2 separate regions of the Homo sapiens genome follow, and region 2 is linked to region 1. A link is an interaction called in ENCODE POLR2A ChIA-PET data of the cell type or tissue named here. Cell type or tissue: Panc1. All regions are shown on one strand. Each heading gives the region's core, and the rest is flanking DNA. Links, peaks and the distances in the headings are about the cores only.

Region 1 (16,340 bases), core at 5,080-13,079:
ACAAAAAATAGCCAGATGTGGCAGGTGCCTGTAATCCTAACTACTCAGGAGGCTGAGGCAGGAGTATCGCTTGAACCTGGGAGGTGGAGGTTGCAGTGAGCCAAGATCCTGCCACTATACTCCTTCCTGGGCGACAGAGCAAGACTCCATCTCCAAAAAAAAAAAAAAAAAAAAAAACAGAAAAATGAAAGTTTTTATTTTAGTTTCTGACCTATGTCATTTTCCTTCTCTCAGAAGAACTTCTTAACATTTCTTGAAGGTCTGCTGGCAACAAATTCCCTCAATTTTTGTTTATCTGAAATAGTCTTTATTTTTCTTTCACTTTTACGGATAATTTCACAGGGTACAAAATTCTAGATGGGTGTTTTTGGTTTTTTATTCTCCTAATACTTTAAATATTTCACTCTGTTCTTGCATGGTTTCCGAGAAGTTGGATATACTTCTTTCAATTTTTTTCGTTTTTGAGTGTTTTTATAGTGACTAAGCCTCGCTATGTTGCTATTAGTCCGTTTTAACGCTGCTGATAAAGACATACCTGATACTGCGCAATTTACAAAAGAAAGAGGTTTATGGGACTTACAGTTCCATGTGGCTGGGGAGGCCCCACAATCATGGCATAAGGTGAAAAGCACATGTCACATGGTGGCAGACAGGAGAAGAGGGTAACCGGGCACTGTGGCTCACGTCTGTAATCCCAGCACTTTGGGAGGCCGAGGCGGGAAGATCATAAGGTCAGGAGTTTGAGACCAGCCTGGCCAACATGGTGAAACCCTGTCTCTACTAAAAATATAAAAATTAGCAAGGCGTGGTGGCGGGCACCTGTAATCCCAGCTACTCAGGAGACTGAGGCAGGAGAATTGCTTGAACCCAGGAGGCAGAGGTTGTAGTGAGCCGAAATCATGCCATTGCACTCCAGCCTGGGCAACAAGAGCAAAAACTCCGTCTCAAAAAATAATAATAATAATAATTATATCTGTGTGGCCACAGTTACCCAAGTGGCTGTGGTGGAAGGATTGCTTAGGGCCAGGAGTTCAAGTCCATCCTGGGCAACTGATATGGTTTTGTGTGTCCCCACTCAAATCTCATCTTGAATTGTAACTCCCACAATTCCCACCCGTTGTGGGAGGAACCTGGCAGGAGGTGATTGAATCATGGGGGTGGGTCTTTCCCATGCTGTTCTCATGATAACGAGTGGGTCTCATGAGATCTGATGGCTTTAAAAATGGGAATTTCCCTGCAGAAGCCCTCTTCTCTCCCTTTTTTTTTTTTTTTTTTTTTTTTAGATGGAGTCTCACTCTGTCACCCAGGCTGGAGTGCAGTGGCGTGATCTCGGCTCACTGCAGCTTCCACCTCCTGGGTTCAAGTGATTTTCCTGCCTCAGCCTCCCAAGTAGCTGGGATTACAGACACGCGCCACCACGCCTGGTTAATTTTTTTTTTTTTTGAGACTAAGTCTCGCTGTGTCTCCGAAAGTGTTGGGATTACAGGAATGAGCCACTGTGCCTGGCCAGATATAACTCTTATCTTTTATCTTTTTTGTTTGTTTGTTCTGTTTGTTTATTTTTGAGACACGGTCTCTCTCTGTCGCTGAGGCTGGAATGCAGTGGTGTGATCTCAGCTCGCTATAACCTCCACTTCCCAAGCTCAAGCAATCTTTCCACCTCAGCCTACTGAGTAACTGGGACCACAGGCATGCACCACAGCCAGATAACTTTTTGTATTTTTTGTAGAGATGGGATTTTGCCATATTGCCCAGGTTGGTCTTGAACTCCTGGGCTGAAGTGATCCACCCACCTCAGCCTCCCAAAATTCAGGGATTACAGATGTGAGCCACTGAACCCGGCCTAGTTCTTATCTTTGCTCCTCTATAGGTAAGATGTTCTTTCCCTCTCACTTTTTTCAAGATTTTTAAAGTCTTATTTTTCTGAAGTTTGAATATGATATGCTTAGGTGTAGTTTTTTGGTTTGTGTTTGTTTGTTTTGGCATTTATCTTGTTTGGTATTCTCTGAGCTTCCTGAATCTGAGGTGTCTGACATTAATTTGGGGGAATTCTGTTATTATTGCTTCTAATATTGCTTCTGTTCCTTTCTCCATCCTCTCCTTCTTGTATTCCTCTCTCATGTAAAGTTACACCTGTTGTAGCTGTCTCACTGTTCTCAGATAATCTGTTATGGCTTTTTTTTGTTTTTTTGGTTTTTTTTTTTGAGACGGAATTTCGCTCTTGTTGCCCAGGCTGGAGTGCAGTGGCACGATCTCGGCTCACCACAACCTCCGCCTCCCAAGTTCAAGCAATTCTCCTACCTCATCCTCCCAAGTAGCTGGGATTACAGGCATGCACCACCATACCCGGCTAATTTTTTATTTTTAGTAGAGATGGGGTTTCTCCATGTTGGCCAGGCTGGTCTTGAACTCCTGAGCTCTGGTGATCCGCCCACCTTGGCCTCCCAAAGTGCTGGGATTACAGGCATGAGCCACCGTGCCCAGCTGATCTGGCTTTTTATCAGTCTTCTTTCTCTTTGCTTTTCAGTTTTGGAAGTTTCTATTGTTATATCCTCAAGTTTAGACATTAGTGTCCAGTTTACTAGTGAGCCCATCAAAGATATTCTTTGTTTCTATTAGAGTGTTTTTTATCTCCAGCATTTCTTTTTAAATCTCTCTTAGAACTCTTTTTCATTCTCCATCTCTCTACATGTTCTGCTTCTTTCATTAGAGCCCTTAGCATATTAATCATAATTAGAAAAAAATCTTGGCCCGGTAATTCCAACATTCCTGCCATATTTGACTCTGGTTCTGATGCTTGTTCCATCTCTTCAAACTGTGTTTTTTACCTTTTAGTATGCCTCGTAATTTTTTGAAAAGTGGGCATGATGTACTGGGTGAAAGGAACTGTGGTAAATTGGCATTTAGTAATGTACTGGTAAGGTGTGTGTGAGGGAAAAGTGCTCTACAGTTCTATGATTAGTCTCAGCCTTTTGGTGAGCCTGTGCTCCTGGTCTGTGAACTTCATCAGTGTTTCTCAGTTGTTTTTATTTTTTTCTCTTACGTGGGATAAGGTGCCTGAAGGGGGCTGAGGTTGGGTATGTCCCTTCCCCCATGTGGAAGGCTAGAGGAAACTAGAGCTGAGTGTTTTCCTTCCCCCAGGTAGGTTCTAGGCTCTGATAAAACCCCAGCCAGCAAAAGGTTCTGGTAAAATAGTTTCTGCTGCGTGCAGGCCCTGTGAATAAGAAGAGAAAGTGCTGGCATATTTCAAAGTAGTTATTTTTTCCTTCCCCTTTCTGGAAGCACAAGGAGATTTTTTTTCTCTGATATTCACTTTGAGGACCTGGTAGAGTTCCTGGAGGTAAAACTCACAAAAGTGTGAGCTCTCCCTATGACTGGGTTTCCTTGGAGCTTTTAACTCTCAGAGTTGTCAATATTGAGCCTCCAACAATTCTTCAGTTACTGCTTACGTTTTCTTACCCTGTGCTGGTTCCTGCAGAGATTTCTACTTGTGTTTCTACTCCAGTAAGTTGTAAGTCTCTGTATCTGTCTGTTTTTCCAATTTTGGGAGAAGCAGTGTGCCCTGTGACCTCCCTTCTCTAAGAGATATACAAAGAGATGTTGATTTTTTAGTTTGTTGAGATTTTTACTTGCTAAGATGGAGTGGTGACTTCCGAGTTCCTTTTAGCTTATAGTGGAAACTGCTTGTAACCCCCTTTTTACATATAAGGAAACTAAGGCACAAAGATGGGTAGTAATTTGCTTATGGCCCCTCAGTTAGTAAGGGGCACAGCCAGGATTTGGTGTTCTGGCTCAAGAGTCTGTGCTGTCAACCACTACATCGTTGAGAAAAGGCACCAAGCTGGGCTGGTGGGAGATGGAGGAATATATTTTCTTTTTCTTTTTAAGACAGAGTCTGCTCTGCCACCCAGGCTGGAGCGCAATGGCGTCATCTTGGCTCACTGCAATCTCTGCCTCCTGGGTTAAAGGGATTGTCCTGCCTCAGCCTCCCGAGTTCCTGGGATTACAGGAACCCACCACCACGCACAGCTAATTTTTGTAATTTTTTAGTAGAGACGGGTTTCACCATGTTGGTCAGGCTGGTCTTGAACTCCTTACCTCAGGTGATCCACCTGCCTCGGCCTCCCAGACTGCTGGGATTACAGGCGTGAGCCATTGCCCATGTCCAGGAATATATTTTCTTTAATGTCTACTAAATGTATACTTTCAAAAATTTTTCTAAAACACTTAATAAAGAAACATATGCCTAGGACATTAAAGCAATGATTACCGGCCCAGCGCGGTGGCTCACGCCTGTAATCCCAGCACTTTGGGAAGCCAAGGCGGGTGGATCACAAGGTCAAGATGATCGAAACCATCCTGGCCAACATGGTGAAACCCCGTCTCTCTTAAAAATACAAAAATTAGCTGGGCGTGATGGTCCGTGCCTGTAGTCCCAGCCACTCGGGAGGCTGAGTCAGGAGAACCGCTTGAACCCAGGAGGCGGAGGTTGCAGTGAGCCGAAATTGCACCACTGCACCCCAGCCTGGGCGACAGAGTGAGACTCTGTCTCAAAAAAACCACACACAAAAAACAAACAAACAAAAAAAAATGATTACTAAAACTTTTCAGAGTAAAAGAAAAAAGTCACTCCTAAACCTACCATTTGTACGTATTACATTTCAGTCCTTGTCCATCTGCATGAACACTATGCGTGGATATTATATATTAAAGTTTTTCACCTAACATTGTATCATGGGAATTTCCCCATGTTTCTCCACCTTTTTAAATAAATGATATTTAATAGCTGTATAATAGTTTACCTTGGTGAGGTGCTATAAATTACAAAAGCATGCTATTATTGGTTATTTGATAATTAGTGTTTTTCTTTTACAATGATAAATAATGTTTCACAATTGTTTACCTTTCATTGAGTAATTTAACTCAAGCCCCAAGAGTGTGATTTTTGGGTCAATTGGTACGGATAGATGTGTAACTATTGCTAACTTTTGTCATATTTGTTTCCAGAATGATCGTACCAGTTTTCTGGGCTTCCAGCATTGCATAATTATATCAGGTTGGTGCAAAAGTAATTGAGGTTTTTGCCATATTATACACACACACACACTATATATATATATTACATATACACACATAGAATTTATTAATAAATATATTAACTATATGTATATGATATATATACACACCTCTTAAAAGTATAGTGTCAATCAATAGTGAGAGGTTCTAAAACAGGACCATTTCCATAAACTGATAAATTCCTCCTTTTCAGATTTTCAGTTTACGTTACATGTAGCCTTGATTATAGGAGGCATTCCATAGATTTTATTGAATGGATGGATAATGGAAGGATGGATAGGTGACATTCAAATGATTCTTCCTAATTAACACACTGAAAGTTAGTAGCAAAGTTGAGATGATACACTGATTTATAATTTAGAGTAGTTTCTCTCACCGTAACTCCAGTTTTACTTTATTCAGCCAACATTTGCTGTATATTTAGTATGTGCAAATCACAATGCTGGAAGCTGGGGGTACTACTAGCAATAAAACATGGTTCTACCCACCAAGAAACTCCCAGTTTGAGAAATTCACATGCCTCTCTCCATCAGATTCTCATTTACAACATGAAATTATTGACCCCAAATTCTGTAATTTTATGAAATCCTACATTTCCCATTTATAGATACTAAGGCTCTAAAGTAGGTAAAGAGTAATCTGAAGGACTGGTGATTCAGGATAATGACAGGGAATATCTTCTTTTTCATTCATTCATTCATTCATTCATTCATCATTCATTCATTCATCATTCATTGAGCACACACTAAACACCAGACACTATTAAGTGTTGGGAATAGAAATAGAAATAAGGTAAGTTCTCTTCTCATAAAAAGTGCACTGTCTCATATGGGAAGGTCTCTTATTTTTTTTGTTTTCAGAGGTATAGTTTGGCAACCCAAGAGTACTGCACACAGTATTTATATGTATGTAATATGCTTACAGTACTATTCAAACAAAACTCAAATGGAGTGGTGTCTAGTATTAAAGTACAGGAGAGAATCAACTAATATTGATTCAACTTCACCCTTTAAATACTCCCAAAACTTAGAGGAAAATATCATTGAATTTTGTAGACTTATCACGGGGAAAAATGCTTTTACCTTACTTCAAAACATCAAGACAAAAGAGGATGCGTGCATGTGGACTTACCACTTCTCTTCTTCTACTTGCACTCCCACGGACTGGAACTTACTGGGTGCTTTATTCTCCCCTGTTTTGTCAGGTTCTTCAGCATCATCCACCTGGAGAAATCATCAAATAAATAGAGTTGTTCCATTTCAGTCATCTTGCTTGAAAAACAAACATCACATTTTATGAGAAAAATCTCTAATATGACTGGAATGTTTTGTAATTTATAACCTCCTTGTTCAATATTTGTGTACACTACCTTCACTGCACGCTCTTTGACTCTGTTGCTGTTAGTAAAATGCAATTTTATCCACTCTCAAGGTAGCTGATAAATGTTTATGATTCCTCCACAGATTTGCAAGTCTGTACTTAGACTTAAGTATCTTACTGTAAATACTATATTAGAAGGGAATCTACATGGAAATGTGTTCTTGGAAGTTTTTTTTTTCTAATAGAGTTTCCCTCTGTCGCCCGGGCTGGAGTGCTGTGGTGTGATCTCAGCTCACTACAACCTCCGCCTCCCGGGTTCAAGGGATTCTCCTGCCTCAGCCTCCCGAATAGCTGAGATTACAGGTGTGTGCCACCATGTCCGGCTAATTTTTGTATTTTTAGTGGAGACAGGTTTTTGCCAAGTTGGCCAGTCTGGTCTCAAACTCCTGATCTCAAGTGTTCTGCCCGCCTGGGCCTCCCAAAGTGTTGAGATTACAGGCGTGAGCCACCACGCCCGGCCTGGAAGTTTTGAATTTGAAGATAACAACATACAAAATAAAGAGGAAAATTTATATATTGTAATTATAATTGTTGACATTGGGAGATTTAGATATTAACCTTATTAAGATAAACTATAGAGTGTCTTCATTTTTCTCCCCTTAAATAAAGAATTGACTTTGAATATCACTCCATAGTTTCTAAATAGCTATGTGTATATTACAGCTATATAGAAAATATACCATATAGAACTAATAACCTATGCAACAGATTAGCTCCAACCCAAATTTGAAGAAAATTTTAGAATTATTAGGTTTATTCCGTTTTCCTACTATGTGTTTAAGAAATGTTGTCTCTAAATATAAAGACAATTCAATGTAAGTTATATAAAATTAAAATACAGAAATATATAATGTAGAAAGAGAAAGTCTCCCAAGAATTATTGTCAATTATTTGATGTATATTTGTCTATCTTTATATATATGTCTAAATATATATATTTAAATTTTTGTTTGTTTGTTTGTTTTTGAGATGGAGTCTCACTTTGTTACCCAGGCTGGAGTGCAGTGGCACGATCTCGGCTCACCGCAAGCTCCGCCTCCCAGGTTCACACCATTCTCCTGCCTCAGCTTCCCAAGTGTCTGGGACTACAGGTGCCCGCCACCACGCCTGGCTAATTTTTTATATTTTTAGTAGAGACGGGGTTTCACTGTGTTAGCCAGGATGGTCTCGATCTCCTGACCTCGTGATCCGCCCGCCTCGGCCTCCCAAAGTGCTGGGATTACAGCCATGAGCCACCACGCCTGGCCTAAATGATTATTTTATTTTATTTTATTTTATTTTTGAGACAGAGTCTCACTCTGTCCCCCAGGCTAGAGTGCAGTGGCGCAATCTCAGCTCCTGCAACCTCCGCTTCCCGGGTTCAAGCAATTCTCCTGCCTCAGCCTCCCGAGTAGCTGAAATTACAGACGCGTGCCACCATGCCCAGCTAATTTTTGTATTTTTAGTAGAGATGGGATTTCACCATGTTGGTCAGGCTGGTCTCGAACTCCTGACCTCGTGATTTGAGTGCCTCGGCCTCCCAAATTGCTGAGATTACAGGCGTGAGCCACCGCACCTGGACAAAAATATTTATTGACTTCTTATGTTTCTATCTGTAAGTTGTCTGTTCATATCCTTTACTAGTCTCCTCCCTAATTAGGCTGTTTTTTATTTTCTTAATCATAGGATCTCTTTATATTTTATGAACCTAAACTCTTTCTCTGTTACATATACTGCAAAAGTTTTCTCTCAGTTTATCATGTGTCTTTTAAACTTTGCCCTTCATTGGAGAGAGTCTTAGGTAGTCACATCCAGCTTTTATGGTTTGGAAAGGCTTTTTCTCTGAGCATATTTTTAAAAGTCTTCTTGTATTTTCTTTTATGCTTTCATGTTATCTTTTTTTCGTATTTAATTCTTAAATCCACCATCCTGAAATGTTTCTGTCAAAGACACATACCTAGAGATCTACTATTACCCTCCTGTACTACCTCCCTTGGGTTATGAATGGATCTGGCTCCGTTTATTAACTAATTCGCCTTTTTTATTTGAGATGCCAGCTTTATCTGATACCAAACTTTACTCACATATATTTCCCCATACATTCTCATATAGGCATTCTCATATACAGTCATGACACACATAGTGACATTTCTGTTAACGATAGAGCACATATACAATAGTGATCATAAGATTATAATGGAACTGTCCTGTGCAGAAGTACCATTCTGTATCTTTTGTACTGTATTTTTACTGTACCTTTTCTATGGTTAGATACACAAATACTTAACATTATGTTATAATGGCCTACAGTGTTCTGCATAGTCATATGCTGTACAGGTTTATAGCCTAGGAGCAATGGGCCATACTATATAGCCCAAGTGGGTAGTATGCTCTACCTCCCAGGTTTGTGTAAGTACCTTCTATGATGTTCACACAATGACGAAATCACCTAATAACACATTTTCCCAGGTGTATCCCTGTCATTAAGTGACATACATATAAAGACCTGTTTCTGGCCTATTGATCTGCTGGGCTTATTGACCTTCCCTCTCCTTTTTCCTAAATTTTTTTTTTTTTTTGAGATGGAGTTTCACTCTGTTGCCCAGGTTAGAGTGCAGTGGTATGATCTCGGCTCAGTGCAACCTCCACCTCCCGGGTTCAAGTGATTCTCCTGCCTCAGCCTCCCAAGTAGCTGGCATTATAGGTGTGTGCCACCATGCCTGGCTAATTTTTGTATTTTTCGTAGAGACGGGATTTCACTACATTGGCCAGGCTGGTCTCGACCTCCCAACCTCAGCTGATCTGCCCGCCTCAGCCTCTCAAAGTGCTGGTTGCATGTCTGGCCTTTCCTAATATAATTTTGTAATCAGTCTTGATATTTTCTATGGCAAGTCTCCTCCTGTAGTTCCTTTTTCAAAAAGTATAATTAGGCTAGGTGAGGTGGCTCATGCCTGTAGTCCTAGCACTTTGGGAGGCCGAGGTGAGAGGATCGCTTGAGCCCAAGAGTTAAAGACCAGCCTGGGCAACATAGCAAGACCCTGTCTCTACAAAAAATAAGAAAAAAAATAGCTGGGCATAGTGGCATGCGCCTGTACTCCCAGCTACTCAGGAGGCTGAAGGAGGATTGCTTGAGCCTGAGAGGTGGAGGCTGCAGTGAGCCATGATCATGCCACTGCACTCCAGCCTGAGTGACAGAGCAAGACAGTGTCTCAAAAAAAAAAAAAAAGGTAATTTAAAAACAGAACAAACCAAAACAAAAATCTCTAGGTTATTTTGGAGTATTAACTTCTAAGTAAACTTTAACATCAAATTGTCAAGCTCGTCCTGTTAGCCTCCACCAAGTGATAAAAATCATATTGGAATTTTTATTGGAATTTCTTTAAATATTTGTATTAATTTTCAGGAAATTGTTGTCTTTTTACTATGTAGTATTCCTGTGTAGGAATAGTAAATAATTTTCCATTTATTACAGTATTATATTTTATTTATTTATTTGCTGGATGAGATCTTGCTATGTTGCCCAGGCTACAGTACAGTGGCTATTCACAAAGTCGATCCCATTAGTGATCAGCAGGGCAATTTTGACCTGCTCCTTTTCTGACCTGAGCCAGTTCACCCCTCCTTAGGCAAACTGATGGTCCCCTGCCCCTGGCAGGTCACCATACTGATGCTGAACTTACTGTGGACACCCCATCACTATAGTGCACTACAGCCCAAGACTCCTGGGCTCATGTGATCCTCCTGCCTAAGCCCCCTGAGTAGTTGAGACACAGGTGTGCATGACCATGCATGGAGGTTATTTACTTATTTATTTATTTTCAGATGGAGTCTTGGGACTCTCACTCTGTCGCCCAGGCTGGAGTGCAGTGGCGCAGTCTCGGCTCACTGCAACCTCCGCCTCGGGGGTTCAAGCCATTCTCCTGCCTCAGCCTCCTGAATAGCTGTGACTGCAGGCGCGTCCACCATGCCCGGCTAATTTTTGTATTTTTTAGTAGAGACTGGGTTTCATCATGTTGGCCAGGATGGTCTGGATCTCTTGACCTCGTGATCCGCCCGCCTCGGCCTCCCAAAGTGCTGGGATTACAGGCGTGAGCCAATGTTCCCGGCCGCCTGGAGGTCTTATATTTTATGTAAGGTAAGTTTTTATATTGTTTTCAAATAGGAGTTACATATTATTTCTGAAGCTCAATTGTGTTGTTTTATAGTTTTTGTTACTACTGTGAATGGGTTATTTTTGTACCTTTATATTTTGTTTATTGATAATATATAGATAAGTTATTGATTCCTCTGTATTTATATTATATTCTTTCACGTTGCTGAATTCTAATGGATTTTCAGTGGTTTCTTCTAGGTTTTTTTTTTTTTTTTTTTTTCTTTTGAGACGGAGTTTGGCTCTTATTGCCCAGGCTGGAGTGCAATGGCGCGATCTCGGCTCACCGCAACCTACCCCTCCGGGATTCAAGCGGTTCTCCCGCCTCAGCCTCCCGGTTTCCGCTAGAATTTTAAAGGTGGACATGTATATTATCTACGAATAAAAGCAATTTTGCTTTGTTTTGAAATATTTACAGTTCATTTCTTGCTTTGTGTCTTGGCCAGTAAAGGCAAACAACACTGAATAAGCCTAAGAAAATATTCATCCTTACTTGACTTCTGACTCTGGAATATCTCTAGCATTTCGTCTTTAAGCAGAAGTTTAGATTGGTTTCTTTTATTTATTTATTTGTTTGTTTGTTTGTTTGTTTGTTTCTGAGACAGAGTCTCACTCTGTTGCCCAGGCTGGAGTGCAGTGGCGCAATCTAAGCTCACTAAGCAACCTCCACCCCCCAGGTTCAAGTGATTCTCCTGCCTCAGCCTCCCGAGTAGCTGGGACTACAGGCATGTGCCATCATGCCTGGCTAATTTTTGTATTTTTAGTAGAGACGGGATTTTGCCATGCTGGCCAGGCTGGTCTCAAACTCCTGATCTCAAGTGATCCACCCACTTCAGCCTCCCAAAATACTGGGATTACAGGTGTGAGCCACTACACCCGGCCTTTAGTTTGGTTTCTTATAAATGCTTTTTATCATGTTGATACTTGGAATGGCTTCTGATTTTTACCAAATGCAATAGTTTTTACTATCTATCTGATACCAAACTTTTCCCCCTAAAGGCTAAAATAACTTTGGATTTCTGTGACATACACTACTTGGTAATAGTATATTATTTTTATTTCATTTTTCTTACTTCAGACAGGAAATATGCTGACACGATAATAAGATGTGAGGGAGGCACATCTTAAACTTTTGTGTGAAGACCCAATCATCATGCTGATGAATCACAAAAAGATCAGTAAAGGTATATTATTTTTAAAAATATATATACACTTTGATTAATTCTCAAATTTGGTAAGAATTTTTACATGTATTTTTGTAAGCATGTTATTCCATAATTATTTTTTCTTGTGTTCTTTCAAATTTAGGTATTAGAGTTATGCTTATTTGATTAAAATATATTAAGAATCTTGTCTGGGCGCAGTGGTTCACACCTGTAATCCCAGCACTTTGGGAAGCCGAGACGGGCAGATCACCTGAGGTCAGGAGTTTGAGACCAGCCTGGCCAACATGGTGAAACCCCGTCTCTACTAAAAATACAAAAATTAGCCGGGCGTGGTAGCGCGTGGATGTAGTCCCAGCTACTCGGGAGACTGAGGCAGGATAATTGCTTGAACCCAGGAGATGGAAGTTACAGTGAGCCTAGATCATACCACCGCACTCCAGCCTGGGTGACAAGAGCAAAACTCCATCTCAAAAGAAAAAAGAGTCTTGATCTTTTTTGTAATATTACATGCTTTAAATAACATAGGAATTATTTGCTTCATGAATGTTGAGAAAACCTTTCCTGTTAAAATGATCCAAGTCCGTAACATTTGTGAAAGGTTTTTTTTTTCTTCACTTTTTTTGCACTTTATTCTATGGTTATAAGATTTCTTCCTCCAGGTTTTTATTTTATTTATTTATTTATTTTTTAGACAGAGGGTTTCTGTCATCCAAGCTGGAGTGCTGTGGCAAAATCATGGCTTACTGCCACTGTGACCTCCTGGTCTCAAGTGATCCTCCCACCTCAGCCTCCCAAGTAGCTGGCACTCAGGTATGTGCCAGCACGCACGACTAATTTTTTCTACTTTTTGTAGAGACAAGGTCTCGTTATGTTGCTTAAGCTGGTCTTGAATTCCCTGGCTCAAGCCATCTACCCACCTTAGCTTCCCAAAGTGCTGGGATTACAAGTGTGAGCCACTGAGCCTGACCTCTTTCCCCAGATTTAATACTCCCTCTTGCATCGGTATTAGTAATATACATGAGTGTACGTATTATTTTGACTTTAAAATTTGCCAACATTAAGCTGTCACAAGAATCTTTTATAGTTTTTCGAAAGGTCATATACTATTCTCATTCCTAATATTGTTGATTTCTATTTTCCCTCTCTCAATCAGACTTGTCTATTTATTTAGTATTTTCAAATAACCAATTTTGGTTTATCAATTCCACTTTACTTGTAATTCCTTCTTTTGAATCTGTTGTTCTTTTTCTAGCTTTGTAAATTGAGTGTTTACTTTATATTGTAATATTTCTTCCTTAATTATGAAAGAACATAGGGCTAGAAATTTTTGTTAGGTCATAACTATGGCCACAGCCCATAGTGGTGATTTATAGGATTCCTGCTGTCATTTATTTCAAAATAATCTTGAATTCCTTCCGTAATCCAAATGTTATTTAGATGTTTTAATATTTTCAAATGGTTAGATTTTGTTATCTGTTTAGCGTTAATTTCTAATTTTAATGCATCATGGTTGGCAAACATGACTGATTATTTCTTCTTTTTGGAATTCATTAAAATGATCTCCGTAAGGTTCATTAGTTTTGACTGGAGAGAGGTCCCTCCAAAAATCTCTTTCCAAATAAACACTGATGCTGACTTCGAGGACATCAAAATAAAGTCTTCAAGGCTTAAATGTTTTGAAACTATCTCCTTAGTGTTCCTTTACTATTTTAAGTCAATAAATTATGAATCCAAGATAATGTGCCTTTTTATTTTATTTTATTTTATTTTATTTTATTTTATTTTATTTTATTTATTTTGAGACAGAGTCTGGCTCTGTCGCCCAGGCTGGAGTGCAGTGGCACAATCTTGGCTCACTGCAAGCTCCACCTCCCGGGTTCACGCCATTCTCCTGCCTCAGCCTCCCGAGTAGCTGGGACTACAGGCGCCCGCCACCACGCCCAGCTAATTTTTTGTATCTTTAGTAGAGACGGGGTTTCACCATGTTAGCCAGGATGGTTTCAATCTCCTGACCTCGTGATCTGCCCACCTAGGCCTCCCAAAGTGCTGGGATTACAGGCGTGAGCCACCATGCATGGGCCTTTTTATTTTTCAAAGCTTTCTTTCAAATAGTAACCATTCCTTTGGTTTGTACTTTACTTGGCAGAGACAAGTTTCATTATCTGCAGTTGGACTTATTTCTTCACATAAGCATAAAATATTAATATATATCTGTACACTTGGACAGGTATTAAAGGAAATAAATAAGTCTTAAGAGTATGATCTAAAATAACTAAATTTTCTTTTATTTTTAATTCAAAGAATAGAGAAAGCCATTGCATTTCATATAATGTGAAGATTAAGCTGTTCTTTTCATCTGTTTTGCAAATTGAGTTAAATGATAATATATGGAAATCATAATGTACCATCAGGAAGTAGAGGGGTCAGGGCCTAAAGGTAGTACATGAAACTCATCTGTAGTCAGAATTACTCTTGAGAGACTAAAAGACAATGTAACCAACTGTTGCCAGGGGTCACCTTTGGGGAGTACAGTAGGAATACGAGGTGGGAGTGGGAAAGAAGGGGAAATCTCATATTTTGCTCTATACACTCCTGTACTGTACGAACTCTTTATAATAATCCTGTATACATGAATTACTCACTTTGTAATTATAAGAAAACAAAAAAAATTTATCCTAAAGGTGCCTATGACTTTTAGTTTAGACATACAACTTTGCTCTAAATCCAGAGCAGCCAGTCCCCACAATGCCCCCATCACCCCCAGCACTAGGGTATCAAGAAAAACACCAGATAAAGTACTTGACTTGTTTTGGTGCCATATTATACAGAAATTTATATCTTTAAATATTCTAGAAGCAGAGTGCCACAAGGTGCTCCCATAAGAACATAGGAATCAAGACTGCACACGGATCATGTCCATTTTAGGTCTTTTAACACACATGCTGATTGAAGGAAACAGCACATTTATTTATTATATCAGACAAAGAGCTTTGTTTTGGTGATTTGCTTACTGTCTAGCAGCCTCGAGCCCATCTTCTACATTTAGCTGCTCTTCGACACTGCGGCCAGGACTCCCAAACTACATTTCCTAGGCCTCCTTGTCAGCTGGTTTCCAGCTGTGTTCTAACAAAGGAAGGTGGAAGAAGAGAAGAAACTTCCTTCCTGTTTCCACCTTCTTCTGGCATCACTCTTGCATGTGAAGGTAGCTATGGCTCCACCCTCCAACTCCTTTTTTTTTTTTTTTGAGACGGAGTCTTGCTCTGTCGCCCAGGCTGGAGTGCAGTGGCGCGATCTCGGCTCACTGCAACCTCCGCCTGCAGGGTTCAATCAATTCTCTGTCTCAGCCTCCCGAGTACTTGATATTACAGGTGCCCACCACCATGCCCAACTAATTTTTTTGTATTTTTAGTAGAGACTGGGTTTCACCATCTTGGCCAGGCTGGTATTGAACTCCTGACCTTGTGATCCGCCTGCCTTGACCTCCCAAAGTGCTGGGATTATAGGCATGAGCCAGCGCAGCCAGCTCCAGCTCCTTTTTTTTTTTTTTTGAGATGGAGCTTCGCTCTTGTTGCCCAGGCTGGAGTGCAATGGCGCGATCTTGGCTCACTGCAACCTTCGCCTCCCAGGTTCAAACGATTCTCCTGCCTCAGCCTCCCGAGTAGCTGGAATTACAGGCATGCACCACCATGCCCGGCTAATTTTTTGTATTTTTAGTAGAGATGGCGTTTCTCCATGTTGGTCAGGCTGATCTCGAACTCCCAACCTCAGGTGATCCGCCCACCTTGGCCTCCCAAAGTGCTGGGATTACAGGCGTGAGCCACTACGCCCGGCCTTTTTTTTTTTCTTGAGACGGCGTTTCACTCTTGTTGCCCAGGCTGGAGTGCAATGGCACAATCTCGGCTCACTGCAACCTCCGTCTCCCAGGTTCAAGTGATTCTTCTGCCTCAGCCTCCTAAGTAGGTGAGATTACAGGCATGCACCACCACACCCAGCTAATTTTTTTATTTAGTAGAGATGGGGTTTCACCATGTTGGTCAGGTTGGTCTCAAACTCCTCACCTCAGGTGATCCACCCACCTCGGCCTCCCAAAGTGCAGGGATTACAGGGGTGCGCCACCGTGCCTGGCCCTTCAGCTCCTTTCAACAGCCCATGCACCAGCTGCTCTGCACCACTCTGAAGTCCCAGCACCACGTGACCCTGCCACCTCACAGTCTGAGCACGGGCTACCCCAGGCCTTTCTTCTGAGCTCCTAAACTTCTGGTAACCCCACCTTTTCCTTCTTGTTCCTTTTATTGCTCTCTCAGTCTTCCCATACCTGTGTAACCAATTTTGTGTATTAAACTGTCTCTGTTTAAGAAGTGAGCCTGGTCTGTGATTTCCTGGATGAGATTTTAACCAATTCCATATGACTACACTTTTGTAAATTAAAAACGCTTAGGATGTCAGCCAAAGTAGGATGTTGTGTCTTCTACTATGCGGTGGTATAAAACTATCCAATGAAATTTGTTCAGAAGACGCATGGTAGTTATTTCCCTGAAGAAGCACGATCCTCAATGCATGAAAAAGAGGAGACAGAAAAGAAGGAGGGT
Region 2 (16,340 bases), core at 4,519-12,518, 77 kb after region 1:
AGATCCTAAAATGGTCACATTGGCTTATGGCATCAAAGTGGATATTAGATAAGGTTGCAATCGTTGTATAAATCTCATTTCCTTTCATCTACTTTATCTAACCACACTTAGTGATAAATCCACAAGAACTCCAAAACTAATGCTACACTGTGCCTTCAGTTTCCTAAGATAGCTTTTTACCCTCGTCGGTTTTGAAAGGAAAAATCTGGCCAGGCACAGTGGCTCACGCCTGTAATCCCAGCACTTTGGGAGGCCAAGGCAGGTGGATCATTTGAGGTCAGGAGTTTGAGACCAGCCTGGCCAACATGGTGAAACCCCGTCTGTACTAAAAATACAAAAGTTAGCCAGGCGTGGTGGTGGGTGCCTGTAGTCCCAGCTACTCGGGAGGCTGAGGCTGGAGAATGGCTTGAACCCTGGAGATGGAGGTTTCAGTGAGTCAAAATCATGCCACTGCACTCCAGCCTGGGCAACAGCGAGACTCCATCTCAAAAAGAGAAAAGAAAAGAAAAGAAAAGAAAAGAAAAGAAAAGAAAAGAAAAATCCCCAAAGCTGTGAACCATGACCTGGGTGCTATTAGCAGCGTCCAGAGGAGCCTGCACAGAAGCACAGGAAGAGCACGAACTGATGCTTTGTGGAGATAGCACAGGGCATTGGCGGTCACGGGGCTAGAATTTTGTATGGGAATCACAGCCCATTGGCTTAAAAGGAATCACAGCCCATTGGCTTAAAATCTGATTACAGATGAGGTTTCTGAAGGGCCAGCTTGGCATATCAGTGACTCAGGCAAAAAGCCTCTGAAATCTCTGATGCAGATGATGATGAAGTAACAGTCTGGTGAACATAATACACCATTGGACATAATTGTTCTCCTGCTACCTGCAGAGTTGCCTTTTTTTTTTTTTTTTTGAGACAGAGTCTTGCTCTGTCGCCCAGGCTGGAGTGCAGTGGCGCGATCTCGGCTCACTGCAAGCTCCGCCTCCTGGGTTCACGCCATTCTCCTGCCTCAGCCTTCGGAGCAGCTGGGACTACAGGCGCCCGCCACCACACCCGGCTAATTTTTTGTATTTTTAGTAGAGACAGGGTTTCACCGTGTTAGCCAGGATGGTCTCGATCTCCTGACCTCGTAATCCGCCTGCCTCGGCCTCCCAAAGTGCTGGGATTACAGGCGTGAGCCACGGCACCCGGCCCCAGAGTTGCCTTTTAAATTAATTAGCCTAGTGAGATAGGGTACATTATTTTTTTTCCGTATCCCTCACAGCTCGTAGGATAGTAGTGTCTTCCCTGTGATAGATGCTTAATAAATATTTATTTAAAAAATAGATATAAATAAATACAGGGGTAACTTGACATAAAAGTCCTACTTAAGGACTGCTGTGGGCTAAGTACTATGTTGTCCTGTTCTCTTCTCACTCCAGACTACGTGCTGAAGTCCTTGATCTATAGCCCAAGCAACAGAGAATGGCACACTCTTAGGAGCAAAGCCAGAATTGTTTCCAACATGCAATAATAGTATACCATCTTCGAAAGCACTTCAAAGCAACCAGGAAAGTCAGGACCTGCTACACAGCGAGACAGACAGCGGGCGCTCTCAGCTCAGGTCGGAAATGAATTCTTGGTTGAACAAGTGATGGAAACCAACAAAGCTCCCAAACTGAGGAGAAACCAAGCACGTGGAGACACCGGCAGGTCAGGCCCCAGGGGTGGTTCCCCAGTGTCCCACTGCTGCACTCAGGACCCTGGGGTCATCTAATCTGATCCTGTGCTCTTCCTATACCATGCTTGCAAATGAAAGATGTTTCCTAGCTGAGGGCCAAAGACGTGATGACCAATGCCAAAAGCGGAGCAACCCGGCAGTTTCCTGTGCTTTACAGCAAACCTTATGTCTGCTTATGTCCAGAATCATTCTCAATCTCCTTTCTCCGCCAATATGACTACTGTTACTATTACAAGTACTATCACCATTTATTGAGTGCACACAATGTGCCATACATTGTCCTAAGACCTTATTATGTATTATACAATTTAATCCTTACTATTATTGTCATTCAAATTTTTAATGAGGAAAGAGAGGCACAGAGAAGTCAGTTTATTTGCCCACAGTCATATGGCTACTAAGCAGGAAGGCCAGGATTCAAACCAAGCAGTCAGAATCTAGAACTAAATTCTTAACAACTACACTGTACAAAACATTTTCTTCATGAGGCACAGCAAACAAGAGTACACTAGTATTCCATACAAGTAAGACAATGTATTATATGTAATACTATATGTGTGTATGAACATTTATTACTTAATTACATATAACTAGTATTATATATCATATATTAATACATAATTATTAATTAATGTATATTATGAAGGATTCTCAGGGCAGTCATTCCATTGAAAATAAGACAAGAGGCCGGGCGCACTGGCTCATGCCTGTAATCCCAGAAATTTGGGAGGCCAAGGCAGGCGGATCACCTGAGGCTGGGAGCCTGACCAACATGAGGAAATCCCGTCTCTACTAAAAATACAAAAATTAGCTGGGTGTGGTGGCGGGCACCTGTAATCCCAGCTACTCGGGAGGCTGAGGCAGGAGAATCGCTTGAACCCGGGAGGAGGAGGTTGCGGTGAGCTGAGATGGCACCATTGCACTCCAGCCTGGGCAGCAGGAGCAAAACTCCGTCTCAAAAAAAAAAAAAAAAAAAGAACATAAGACAATGTACACATATATATATACACACACACACACACACACACACACAGACACACACAGTATATAATACTGTCCTCTATGGCAACAATAGTAGATTGGTTTTTCTGTAATAAATTCATAACAAATACTTATATTTCACTCTACAGTTTGAAAGTCCTTTCACCTCATCATCTCACTTAGCCACATAGCAGTCCTGTAAGGGCATAGAACAGGTGGTTGTCTCATATGTACTATAGATGCTGGGCCTAGGCTTATGAGCCTTTCAAGAGGATACAAATGTTTGAGTCTTGAAAAAAGAGTCACTGGCTCTAAACCATGAACAGAAAACTGCAACATGAAAACTAATAAAAATTTAGTTAAATGCCTTTGGACGCTAAATCTCTAACCGGTCTCTGTGGGACAGTGCTGCTTCTGTTCTGTCTTCAGGGATCTGTCTCCACTAACACCTGGGTCCCCTTCTTAAACAGTGTTTCATAGACCAGTGCCTGTCACTGTGGACACACGTGCTAAATTATGTTCATTTACCTGAAGTCCATTGTCATTATCCACAAACACTCCTCCGCTACTCCCTCACCCCATCTCATTAGATTGTGCCTGGAAGCATTGGTACTGCAGGTTGACTATCCCTTATCCAAAATGCTTGAGACCAGACTGTTTTGGATTTCAGATCTTTTTGAATTGGATTGGAATCTTTGCATTATTCTTACTCGTTGAGCATCCCAAATCTGAAAATCCAAAATCCAAAATGATCCAGTGAATACTTCCTTTGGGCATCATTTCAGTGCTCAAAAAGTTTCAGATTTTGGAGCATTTTCGATTTCAGATGTTTGAATTTGGGATGCTTACCTGGCATATGTAAATGTGAGATTTCACTATGCACCATCTCCCTCAGATAGTTTAAACTGCTTTTAGCCCTATCTGGAGATAGGTATACTGAAAAGGAGGGTATTACTGTGGATGACTTCAAGGATTCAATTATTACTCACTCAGTCCTGCATTTGAAACTTTATGACCTTAAGCTAGTACCTTTTCCATGCCTTTTTTGGTTTTCTCCTCTACAAATCAAGGGATAATAAGAGTGGCTACTGAGTTACTGTGAAGTATTAATGAGATAACATACGCCTTGCCTTTGCTTACTATAATTATGAACGTATTATAAAGTGCTCAACAAATGTTAGCTCTTTGTATCATAAGCCTTCATATCTTCTTGATAAGATACATTCTTTGTCCAGAACTTAAAAAGCACACCCCAGAGCTAAGCATTTTAATATACTGCTGGTGGGAGTACAAAAGGTACAGCCCCTTGGGAGGGGGATATGGCAATGTCTAGTCAAACCAGCTACTCTTCGACACTTTCACCCAACAATTCAACCTCTAGGAGTTTATCTGAAGATATGCCTCCCCACATATGAAACAACTAGACTCAAGTTATTCATTGTGGCATTATTTGCTATAGCAAAATATTGGAAATAAACTGCACATCCATAGAAGATTGTGTGAGTGAATTATGGTACAATCACCCAATAGACTACCATGCAACCCTAGCAAAGAAGGAAGAAGATTTTAATAAAATGAATGATTTCCAGAATATACTACAGAATTTTGAAAAGCAAAGAGAGTGTATAATATGCCACCTTTTGTATACGTAGAAACGGGAGGACAGATGAAAGAAAAAGAAAGAAAGAAGAAAGAAGAAAGGAAAGAAAGAAAGAGAGAAAGAAAAAGTAAATCAAAACCAAAGGGGTATTCTCTCTAATATATAACTCCAACAACTCAGTAAGAAAAAGACTAACAGTCATCTAAAAAATGCTGAAGGAGGCCAGGTGCAGTGGCTCACGCCTATAATCCTAGCACTTTGGGAGGCAGAGACGGGCGGATCACGAGGTCAGGAGATCGAGACCATCCTGGCTAACACGGTGAAACCTCGTCTCTACTAAAAATACAAAAAATTAGCCGGGCGTGGTGGCAGGCGCCTGTAGTTCCAGCTACTTGGGAGGCTGAGGCAGGAGAATGGCGTGAACCCGGGAGGCAGAGGTTGCAGTGAGCTGAGATCGCGCCACTGCACTCCAGCCTGGGTGACAGAGCGAGACTCCATCTCAAAAAAAAAAAAAAAAAAAAAAATGCTGAAGGATATGACATGACAGTTCATTGAAAAGGAAATACAAATGACTCAAATATAGGTTCAACATTGCTCATAATAAGAGTATTACAAATGGAAAACCCAAAAGTTTGATGAAAGAGTACGTTGATGAAACTGTGGAGAAACAGGCGCTTTCAACAGTGCTGGTGGCACTCCTAGTGGTGTCCACTGGGAAAGCCTACGGAGGGTAATTTGGCAGACTTTTGCCAATGAAAAAAGCATGCATGCTTTCTGATAGATATAATTAGTGCTCACCCATATTGTACTCTCTTCTCCTACCAGAAACACACACAAAAACTGTACTTCTTGGCCTTCCTGAAGTTTGGCAGGGCCATGTGACTAGTTCTAGCCAATAAAATATAAGTGGAAATAATGTTTGTCACTTTTGGTTCAAGGTTGTCTCTCCCCTGCGGCAATGACTGTGAAGGCTGTGGGTTCCAGATGGTGCAGGCACAAGACCCAAGCCTGGGTCTCTGAGAGACTGTGTGGAGCAGGAATCTCCTGCAAAACGAACATCACAGGACATGTACTAGGGGTTGGAATATTTTTGGTATGTTTATTGACAGATTTGAGAGTTGTTTGTTATTGTAGCAAAACGTAACCTCATTAATACAATCTTTGACCTCGTAACTCCACTTCAGGGATTTATCCTGAAGACATATTAGGACAAAATTATATGTTTACAATACTATTTTATTTTATTTATTTATTTATTTATTTATTGAGATGGAGTTTTGCTCTTGTTGCCCAGGCTGGAGTGTAATGGCGCGATCTTGGCTCACTGCAACCTCCGCCTCCCGGGTTCAAGTGATTCTCCTGCCTCAGCCTCCTGAATAGCTGGGATTACAGGCGCTCACCACCATTCCCGGCTAATTTTTTTATATATTTAGTAGAGATGAGGTTGCACCATGTCGGCCAGGCTGGTCTCGAACTCCTGACCTCAGATGATCCACCCGCCTCGGCCTCCCAAAGTGCTGGGATTACAGGCGTGAGCCACTGCGGCCAGCCTATTATTTATTTATTAAAGCACTGTATGAGAAAGCTAAATATTGGGACTAATTAAATGTGTGGCAAAGAAGAAACTGGTTATGTAAATTGTAATATATCCATATAGTAGAATACTATGTAGCTGCAAAACATAACTAGAAAGTTCTCTATGGAAATATGGAAATATTACTAAGACATATTGTTAAGTGAAAAAAGCAAGCTGTACAATAGTGTACATAGTGTACTATCCTTTGGGTAAAAAAGGGGAAAACACATACTCATAATGTTTAAATATGCAAAAAGCATACATCTATGTAGAAAAAAGAAAATTGGTCATGGTAGGTTACCTGTTAAGGGGAATGGGAACTGTGTATTGAGTCAATGCATTTTTCCCTCGTATTTTAATTTTTTTGTTTTTCTTTTTTGAGACAGGGTCTCACTCTATAGCCCAGGCTGGAGTGCAGTGGAGGAATCACAGCTCACTGCAGCCTCGACTTCCCAGGTGAGAGGATCACCTGAGCCTCCCGAGTAGCTGGGACTACAGGTGCATACCACCACACCTGGCTAATTTTTGTATTTCTTGTAGAGACAGGGTTTCACATGTGGTCCAGGCTGCCATATTTCAATTGTTGAGCTATGTGAATATATATATATTTTTTTAATACAGAAAATGAAAATAAATAAATAAATAACATCCTTTTCTGGCTATGTATTGCCTGTAGGAACTTTGAAAATGTATTTCCAACCAGCATTCCCAACTTCATGCCTGGATGTTTTCCCTTGTGGGCATGGAGCTGCAGTCACATCTGACTCCTGGAGGGCTAGGCGTTTTTCATCCTTCTGTCTGTGTGCAGGCTTAGGTCTCCCTCAATGAGCCCTCCCCTTCCTGTTTGCCTCTGCATAGCTTGCAAAACCTAGACATGTGCACTGGGGCATCCTTCTGATCTACCCAGGCAGAGTTCCTAGGCTGACTTCTATGTTCACATAATTCCTTTTATATATTCCTGCCATTGCATTCATTATATTAAGTCATAATGGCCTGTTCACACGTATGCTGCCTTCTCTAGATAGAAGAACCATGTCTGGCTCATCTTTCCATCTTTCTGTCCCCATGGCCTGGGATAGGGCATGAAATAGTAGTAAGGGCATTTATTAACTTTATTCATGAGTTTTGTCATAAACAGATTAATAAGCATGAAGCAATAGAGTATAATATGTCATGTTTGGAAACAGTCTTTCTGTGCTTCCTGCCACAGACCTCAGCAGCCTGAATCCTTTACATCATCGTGCCTTACAAATACTCTATATGAGACTGGTATGCCCTAAATCATTTGACGGTGGTAGTTTTCAAACGTCTTATTTTTAATGTGATGAGTATTCACTCAACTAATGCTACTCCAAAACAATATTTTTAAAAAAGGAGGCCAGGTGTGGTGGCTCATGCCTGTAATCCCAGCAGTTTAGGAGGCTAAGGCTGGAAGATAGCTTGAACCCAGGAGTTTGAGACCAGCCTGGGCAATATAATGAGACCTCATCTCTACAAAAATAAAAAGTTAGCCGAGCGTGATGGCACACACCTGTGATCCCAGCTACTCGGGAGGCTGAGATGGAGGATCACTTAAGCCCAGGAGGTCAAGGCTACAGTGAGCTGAGATTGTATCACTGCGCTCTAGCCTGGGCAAGATCCTGTTTCCAAAAAAAGAAAAAGAAAAAGATAGGAAAAGAAAACAAATAAAACCCTCCATACTTAAACCAAAACCATAATCAGATAAAGAAAAGGAAACAGTTGTGTAGAGAATTCTAATCATTTTTCTTGAGTGGTTTTGATTGCATCAAGCTCATTAGTTAGATTGCCATTAGATTACATGTAATAAAATAATATTTAATTTAGTAAAAAACAAATTCATGTTATTTAGACACATGATCATTGCTCTTTAAAAAATATTGTAACAGCCGGGCACGGTGGCTCATGCCTGTAATCCCAGCACTGTGGGAGGCCGAGGCGGGCAGATCACGAGGTCAGGAGATTGAGACCATCCTGGCTAACACGGTGAAACCTCGTCTCTACTAAAAAATACAAAAAATTAGCCGGGCGTGGTGGTGGGCGCCTGTAGTCCCAGCTACTCGGGAGGCTGAAGCAGGAGAATGGCTTGAACCCGGGAGGCGGAGCTTGCAGTGAGCCAAGATCGAACTACTGCACTTCAGCCTGGGCAACAGGGCGAGACTCCATCTCAAAATAAATAAATAAATAAATAAAATATATCTATTGTAACATCACCGGGTGCGGTGGCTCACGCCTGTAATCTCAGCACTTTGAGAGGCTGAGGTGGGTGGATCATCTGAGGTCAGGAGTTCCAGACCAGCCTGACCAACACGGTGAAACCCTGTTTCTACTAAATACAAAAAATTAGCCAGGCATAGGTATGGTGGCTTATGGCGGTAATCCCAGCTACTAGGGAGGCTGAGTCAGGAGAATCGCTTGAACCTGGGAGGCGCAGGTTGGAGTGAGCTGAGATTGTGCCATTGCACTCCAGCCTGGGCAACAAGAGTGAAAATCCATCTCAAAATAAATAAATAAATAAATAAAAATATACATGTCTATATATATAATAACATCAAGCAAAAGTAGCAGCATATGAATTTTTTATAATTTAATTTTTGAGCCCATAAAAACAAAAACGATAACAAAACTATAAATAAATATCTAAAATATATTGAATGCCTACATGCTAAACAGTTTACTAGGTACTTCAACATTATCTGATTTTATTTAAGCTCCTTTTTTTTTTTTTTAAACCGAGACTTGCTCTGTCACCCAGGCTGAAGTGTAATGGCACGATCTTGGCTCACTGCAACCTCCGCTTCTGGGGTTCAAGCGATTCTCCTGCCTTAGCCTCCCGAGTACCTGGGACTACAGGTGTGTGCCACCACGCCTGGCTAATTTTTGTATTTTTAGTAGAGATGGGGTTTCACCATGTTGACCAGGCTGGTCTCAAACTCCTGACCTCAGGTGATGGCCCTCCTTGGCCTCTCAAAGTGCTGGGATTACAGGTGTGAGCCACCACGCCCGGTCTATTTAAGCTTCTTAATCAACTGGAGTGCTAAGTAGCATTACCCCATTTTACAGATGAGGAAAGTGTGGTACAGACGGAGTAACTTGCTCCAGATTACAACACAGCCAGGAAGTTATGGCTACGAAGTTTGAACCTAGGACTGTCCTATATACTGTTCTATACTTTCTTCCAATATGTGTTCCAAACACAATTTTAGGAGTTCATATTTAAGGAGGGCATGTATAAAATCAACAATGGGATATAGAAGGCTAAAAAGGAAATTAAATTTGCTTCTCTATCTCTTAACAGGTGCATGTTTAAGAAACACTGTACTCAGCAGAAGTGTACCAGGTTTCCTTCTGCCTTCACTTAAGCACACATGTCGGTTAAAGCTAGGAAATAGCTGAAAATCTGTATTTTCAAAACATTTCACATCCTTAAGGCTTCTGGACTGGCATCTAATTTTGCATTTTGTTGAAACATTGCTAGAAAAATCCTTTGGCCTTCTTCTCAGTGAAACCAAACAAAACCCATAACGTATGCTCTTTCAACTTAAAGCATCAATGGATTCAACAAAACCGTTGTATATACAGCTGTGGCAATATTTACGCATGTAAAGCATCTTAGTTGAATACCAAATTCAAACAAAATCAATACAAAATGGATTTTACAGTTAATTTTAATGGGTGTGATGTATCGTTTAAGAGGGTGTGATTTCCGGGTTCATAACATCAAGTGATTTCAGCAGTTGTCTACATTATGGTGTGTTCCAAAATTAATAGTAAGGTCAGACTATAGTTTTAGACTGAAAATATCAAGGCCATTTTCTAAATTCGGGCTTGAAATACTAGAAGTGGCTTTGATATTACTATTGAATTGGCTTCAAAGACTGCTAATTAGACCATTGTCTTTAAGAACTGCCTTCTTATGCAATGTAATAGAGTTGCTTGTTCTTTAAGAGTAAGAGTTTTGTTTACATTGAAAACTTTCACTAGACTGCCAAAATAACAAAAACAAATACACAGACATTGAAACTTATACTCTTGAAAAACAAAAAGAAAAGAGGGAAAATAAATCAGTGACAAGTGGCAGATTATCGTTTGCAGCTTGCCTTTGATTTGTAAATGCCTACTTCCTGCCCCAGGGAGGAGGGTGAAGGGTAGGTTATGGTGCTTGGGATGCACACTGTCTTCTGGGTTATGCTAATTTGTTGTTAAGTGCTCAAGGCCGCTTATTCAGCACAGATTTGATTAGTTTTTGGCTATACAGTTCAAAGATTTATGAAAAGTTCCTCTCTGGATAGCTGTGGTTGTATTTACTTTGGTTCTCCTTATTCAAAAACTTTCATATCGTTGATGAGTGGTGACAAATGGCTTGCTCAGGAACACTGTGCCAGTATAAACTCTTTTGTAATAAAACACAATTAATATTGATGAAATCAGTCTTCAGTCAGCACTTGTTTGTTGCCTGAAAACCTTTCCTCTCCTCCCCACCTTCCAGGACTCAAAAAACAGACTGGGGGACAATCTCATCTGAATCGAACACTCCAAACTGGGGCTGTGACTTGCCCCTGGCAGATGCCACAGGTCCCAGAAAGGTGATCAGAGAGCTCTATCCAACACGAGGAGTCGCTTCCCTCTAAGGACTCTCAAAGGGGAGAAGCAAGGATTTATAAACTGGCTCTGTTTGTGGCTTTGCCGAAAATGAAACTCTCAGCAGTGTGCTACACCATGATTCTAGTAGAAATGATCATTAGACACTGGAAAGAGGAAAGCGGGAAGGAGAGCACCTACTGCCTTCCGTACACTGTGTTAAGGCTTTCTCTCTAGCATCTAGTTTAGTCTCTGCAACTGCCCCAAGAGAAGTCTTTATTTTATTGGCTAGGACACTGAGGCAAATAGCGGCTCCTTGCCAGACCCTTCCAGCCACTGGTTGGCTTTCTGTTGCCTAGGGTCCCCCTTAAACTTTCTTCTACACTGTGCAGAAATAGAAAAGGGCAGTTGGAAAAGAGGAGGAGGGAGAGGGAAACAAAGAGGGGAAAAGATAAACTTAAAAAAAAAAGTAAAAAGATAAATGTGAGAGAGCTCTGAGATGAGGTCAATGGTTGGTCATTTGAGGTCAACTTTATCTGAGGTGAGGGTAATCACAAGATGACAAATGGCTAACCCTTGGAAATTTCTTTCCACACATCTTCCAGTTTCTGGGTCACGTGGCTCCACCTCTGCCATTTCAGGAGGGTCCTCGTCTTAGGAAGCTATTTGGGAAACTCTCAATGCTCCCAGAGACATTACTGTTTTTTGTTTTTTTATTTTTTTTGGAAACAGGATCTTGCTCTGTCACCCAGGCTGGAATGCAGTTGCACAATCTCGGCTCACCGCAACCTCCACCTCCTGGATTCAAGCGATTCTCCCGCTCATCCTCCTGAGTAGCTGGGACTACAGGCACCTGCCATCATGCCTGGCTAATTTTTTGTATTTTTAGTAGAGACAGAGTTTCACCATGTTGGCCATGCTGATCTTGAACTCCTGACCTCAAGTGATGCTCCTGCTTCAGCCTCCCAAAGTGCTGGGATTACAGTTGTGAGTCACCGTGCCTGGTTGAAACATTTATATTTCATAGGAATATTTTGGCTGGATGCAGAGGCTAAGGCAGGAGGACAGCTTGAGGCCAGCAGTTCAACACTACCCTGGGCAACATAGAGAGACCCTGTCTCTACAAAAGAAAGAAAGAAAAAAGAAACGTTTAGCCAAAAGTATAATGACAAGTAAAGATACATCTGAGAAGAGAACATTCGTTTGTTTAGTGTGGTGCTCCAGCCTCCACGTCATTTTTATAAACAGGATGTCTGGGTTTCTTTGCAGAAACAAGTTTCTTGAGTTTTGTTCTCAGTTTCTATAATATTCCATTTAGTATTCCTGACACACTGCCACCTACCACGCTGGTGGAAGGAAGGAAGGAACTCCTTCTGGGAGATAGCTCTATCCTATCTCTGTCAGTTATCTGACTAACATTTTGATTTCCGGTAGTAAAAATGTTGAAACTGGCCAGGCATGGCTGCTCACGCCTGTAATCCCAGCACTTTGGGAGGCCAAGGTGGGCGGATCATGAGGTCAGGAGTTGGAGACCATCCTGGCCAACATGGTGAAACCCTGTCTCTATTAAAATACAAAAATTAGCTGGGTGTGGTCATGCGTGCCTGGAATCCCAGCTATTCGGGAGGCTGAGGCAGGACAATTGCTTGAACCAGGGAGTTGGATGTTGCAGTGAGCCGAGATCACACCACTGCACTCCAGCCTGGCGACAGAGCCAGACTCTGTCTCAAAAAAACAAAGTTGGCTGGGCACGGTGGCTCACGCCTGGAATCCCAGCACTTTGGGAGGCTGAGGTGGGCGGATCATGAGGTCAGGAGATCGAGACCATCCTGGCCAACATGGTGAAACCCCCTCTCTACTAAAAATACAAAAATTAGCTGGGCATGGTGGCAGGCGCCTGTAATCCCGGCTACTTGGGAGGCTGAGGCAGGAGAATCGCTTGAACCCAGGAGGTGGAGGTTGCAGGGAGCCGACAATGTGCCGCTGCACTCTAGCCTGGCGATAGAGCAAGACTCTGCCTAAAAAACAAAAACAAACAAACAAACAAAAAGTTGAAACTTCATTCTCAGTTTACTACTGGTGGTAAATCCATCAGCATCTGTTTATTAAAGGATTTACCACAGTCTACCTTGACACGCTGAGCACATGGCTTTGCTCTAAAAATAGAAAGATTCAGCTGGGCAAGGTGGCTCATGCCTGTAATTCCAGCACTTTGGGAGGCCAAGGCGGTCAGATCACTTGAGGCCAGGAGTTTGAGACCAGCCTGGCCAACAAGGCGAACCCCCGTCTCCACTAAAAATACAAAAATTAAGCCGGGTGCAGTGGTTCACGCCTGTAATCCCAGCACTTTGGGAGGCCGAGTGCAGTGGCTCACGCCTGTAATCCCAGCACTTTGGGAGGCCGAGGTGGGTGGATCTCTTGAGGTCAGGAGTTCGAGACCAGCCTGGCTAACATGGTGAAACCCTGTCTCTACTATAAATACAAAATAGCCGGGCGTGGTGGCGGGCACCTGTAATCCCAGCTACTCGGGAGGCTGAGGCAGGAGAATCACTTGAGCCCAGGAGGCGGAGGTTGCAGCGAGCCGAGATCACGCCACTGCGCTCCAGCCTGGGAGACAGAGCAAGACTGTCTCAAACACAACAACAACAACAACAACAACAAAAAACAAAAAGCAAAAGTTAGCCGGGCGTGGTGGCGCGCGCCTGTAGTTCCAGCTACTCAGGGGGCTGAGGCACGAGAATTGCTTGAACCTGGGAGGTGGAGGTTGCTGTGAGCCGAGATCACAACACTGCACTCCAGCCTGGGCGACAGAGCGAGACTCTGTATCAAAAAAAAAAAAAAAAAGAAAAGAAAGAAAGACACAATGACAAAGGCAGAGTTCACCTACAGAGGGAATGACATCAATACATTAGGAATATTTTTAATACATTAAATCCCTTTGGGGTGTTTTTGGACACCTGGCTTGTCATACTATGAACAACAGAATTTCCTTAAAAAGTTTTTATTTTAGAGACAGGGTCTCGCTCTGTTGACCAGGCTGGAGTGCAGTGGCGCAGTCATAGCTCACTGTAGCCTCAAACTCTTGAGCTCAACTGGTCCTGCCACTTCAGACTCCCAAGTAGCTAGGACTACAGGTGTATGCCACCACAACCAGCTAACTTTTACAAAATATTTTTTGTAGAGATGAGGGGGACTCGCTCTGTGGCTCACGGCCGTCTTGAACTTTGAATACCTGGCCTCAAGCTATTTTCCTGCCTCGCCCTCCCAGAGTGCTGGGATTACAGGTGTGAACCACCGCACCCAGCCCTCATTTATTTGATTTCTTCAGAGAGGCTCATCTGTTCCTATATTTAGAAATGTGGAACTTTTCCAAAGAAGACAACCTTCATTTTTTTCATACGGGCTTTCAAAAGAATGTGATGTCCTTTTGGTGTTTTAGATTCTCACCTATGAGGTATAAACAAATCGCCTTGCAGACAAGTCTCAACACAGAACACATGCTGCTTATCACTGGCAAAGACTTGCATCAGCCTGCCACCACGGCTGGCTCATCTTGTCCCTCCAGGCCTGTGCCTGCTGGAACACTCCCACTCCCCATGTCTGAATACACCACTTCGGTTGGACCAAGAGTTTCCAGCTCGGGTGGCCCCTCCTTCCCTGGAAATAAATAGCTGCCTATAGAATATCAGAGTCATTCTGACTCAGGGGTGACTCAGCTCTTCCATGACCTGTGTTCCCACTTCTCCTTGATAAGGCCAATGTTTTGGCCCTACTGGTGAAAATATGTAGACCTAACATCTATCTCCCTGCTCCAGTTTCAAGAGAAAAGACCTTATTCAGAGAAATATTTAGAAGACTCTTGTGGAATTCTTGCTGTGAGTGGTTTTTCCTTCCCTGCCATTGGTGCGACTGTTTCCCCCTTCCGTCAAATTGCTGTCTAGATGTTTCTCTCTGACCCCAATTTTCTCGGAGTTTGGGATTATCAATCTAAAATCAGAGGTGAGAATTCATCAGTGTTATCGATAAGACTTTGCAATTATTTCTTTCAAACTGAACTTTTTCCCTATTCACTTATTTTTCCTCATTGCAAAATAATCAAAGCATTGATGAGTGTTTCTGTTTAAATTCAAAGGACATTCCACCTTTAACCTTAGCATTCATGAGACACAAAATGGGTTTTTCTTTTTGCTGATTTAAAAAGCTGCTATGAAGCTGCACAGTGCGGAAGAGGGCACCCCTGCTCCAGAAAAGAAGAAACAAAACTGCCTGCCATAGACACTTGGTAGGGAGTGGCAAATGGAATCTTGGTTTGTTTTTCTCTTAGGACTTTGACAATTATTTTTCCTTGAAAAGAATAAGAGAATCTACCTAAAATATTAATACTAGTTTCAGAGCTCTAGGATAATATAGAGCAGAGTCTCTTTTTTTTAAAAAAGGAAAGCGGTTTCATTTCTGACAGTGGATTTCTTCCACTGATGTGCACACTCTTTGACATGAAAAGCTGCACGAAGCTGCCTTGAATTCATTCTGCAGATGGAAAGTTGCAAGTACGGTAATTAGCTAAGCAGTGGCAAGGCCGACCATCTGAGGTTTGATTTCTCATCAAGAGATAGTGTCCGACACACGTGCCACTGAGCATGCTTGTAAGAGTTCCACGTTTCAGATGCACTGAGAATGCATGCATGGAACACACGTCCCCCCAGCCCAACAACCGCACTCCCAAATTGCCCCTGCACACATATATTCTAACACGGTTACAACACAGCATGCTCCCGAGCCTCAGACAATAAGCTGCCCAAAAAGATGCTCAAGCAACAGTCGCAGTGGGCCTGACTTCTGGTATCCGCAGCCACTCCAGAGAACTTCCTGTGAGCCCCAGGGACTCAGAGGAGGCTGAGTGATGAGGAAGGTGGCCAGAGGCTGCCGGACTAGCCCCAAGCAGTCACTCTGCTTCCTGCCTTTGTTTTCCCTCAAACTCTCATCTTTCTGGAGAAAACAAAACCCTGTCCTGGGGGTGTAGACCAGCCATGACACCCACTAATAACCTCTAGCAAAACAATAGTTTTAAAATTACTTAATGCTCTCTTGACTTTCTGACTTTTAAAATGAAAATTGTATTTTGTCACTGTATCCTTTTGTTGGCAAGTGGAATACTGCACTCAAACCAAGCAGGCAATGTAAAACTATGACTTCAAAGCCATTCCTTGATAAAACATCAAAACGGCCCAGAGTGAACCAACTGTTATCTGTAATTCAACAGATAATTAACTGAAACTCAGTGCTCAAATTGCTACTGGGAGTTTCTGCAGCCAAGGTCATTCTCATGGTGCTGCTTGATTTTGTTTCTGTGTCTCTTATATCGTTTTAGGCAGGGAGGAACTTGGATTGTCCTTCAGTAAAATTCCACTTTGATGCGCAAAGCGAACTTGAATTTCTGCTTGGCCTACCACAGGCCTGCAACATGCACTTTCTCCTCGAGGTGAGAAGGTCTTTTTCTCTCCACTCTGAAACACCGCTGCCTGCACCTTTTGCTGAGTTTAGAGTAGCATCATACTTTCTGCCACGAATGCCACAAATACTGCCTTTTCAACTTGGTTTTGTAAAATGTAATGGTACTAAATCCGCCAAAGGGATAAAGCACCCTTACTTTGGATTTGCCAGTCCCATGGGTACATAACTGACCTACTACTCTCCCACCTCCCAACCTTGAAACTCCAGCCCCCTGAACGGCCTCACCACTCCAACCCCCACTGCAATTTCCCACTCCCCACCTCCATGCATTGCCCATTCACCAAGCCAGCCACATCTCCCTTTAAGTTGAAAACTCACCCGAAAGCCCACTACCTCTTCCATGCAGCCTCCCCTGATTA

What was found. ChIA-PET counts read pairs that join two places held together with the same protein. Peaks named below come from ENCODE experiments on the same cell type or tissue, not always from the same donor. Only the 100,000 strongest peaks of a DNase experiment are listed, where the experiment ranks them.
Region 2: POLR2A ChIA-PET joins it to region 1 with 11 read pairs; 8 of 35 experiments call an interaction of 5 or more read pairs at or near these places.

The regions. Positions count from the first base shown.
Region 1 is chr18:3,561,283-3,577,622 of GRCh38, forward strand. DLGAP1 (DLG associated protein 1) reads right to left here. Exons shown (of 13, transcript NM_004746.4): 9 at 6,208-6,299. LOC124904373 (small nucleolar RNA U13) reads right to left here and starts at 11,761; the gene lies at 11,658-11,761. It also overlaps the pseudogene RN7SL39P. RefSeq lists enhancers at 14,685-15,186, 15,187-15,686. In Panc1, for the core only: no CTCF peak of the experiment used is centred there; no DNase peak of the experiment used is centred there; H3K27ac peaks cover 4,104 bases.
Region 2 is chr18:3,638,867-3,655,206 of GRCh38, forward strand. All of the region lies in intron 7 of DLGAP1 (DLG associated protein 1), which reads right to left. It overlaps DLGAP1-AS6 (DLGAP1 antisense RNA 6), which reads left to right and starts at 14,164. Exons shown (of 3, transcript NR_188002.1): 1 at 14,164-14,345; 2 at 15,839-15,949. RefSeq lists enhancers at 13,718-14,917, 13,963-14,257. In Panc1, for the core only: no CTCF peak of the experiment used is centred there; no DNase peak of the experiment used is centred there; H3K27ac peaks cover 7,819 bases.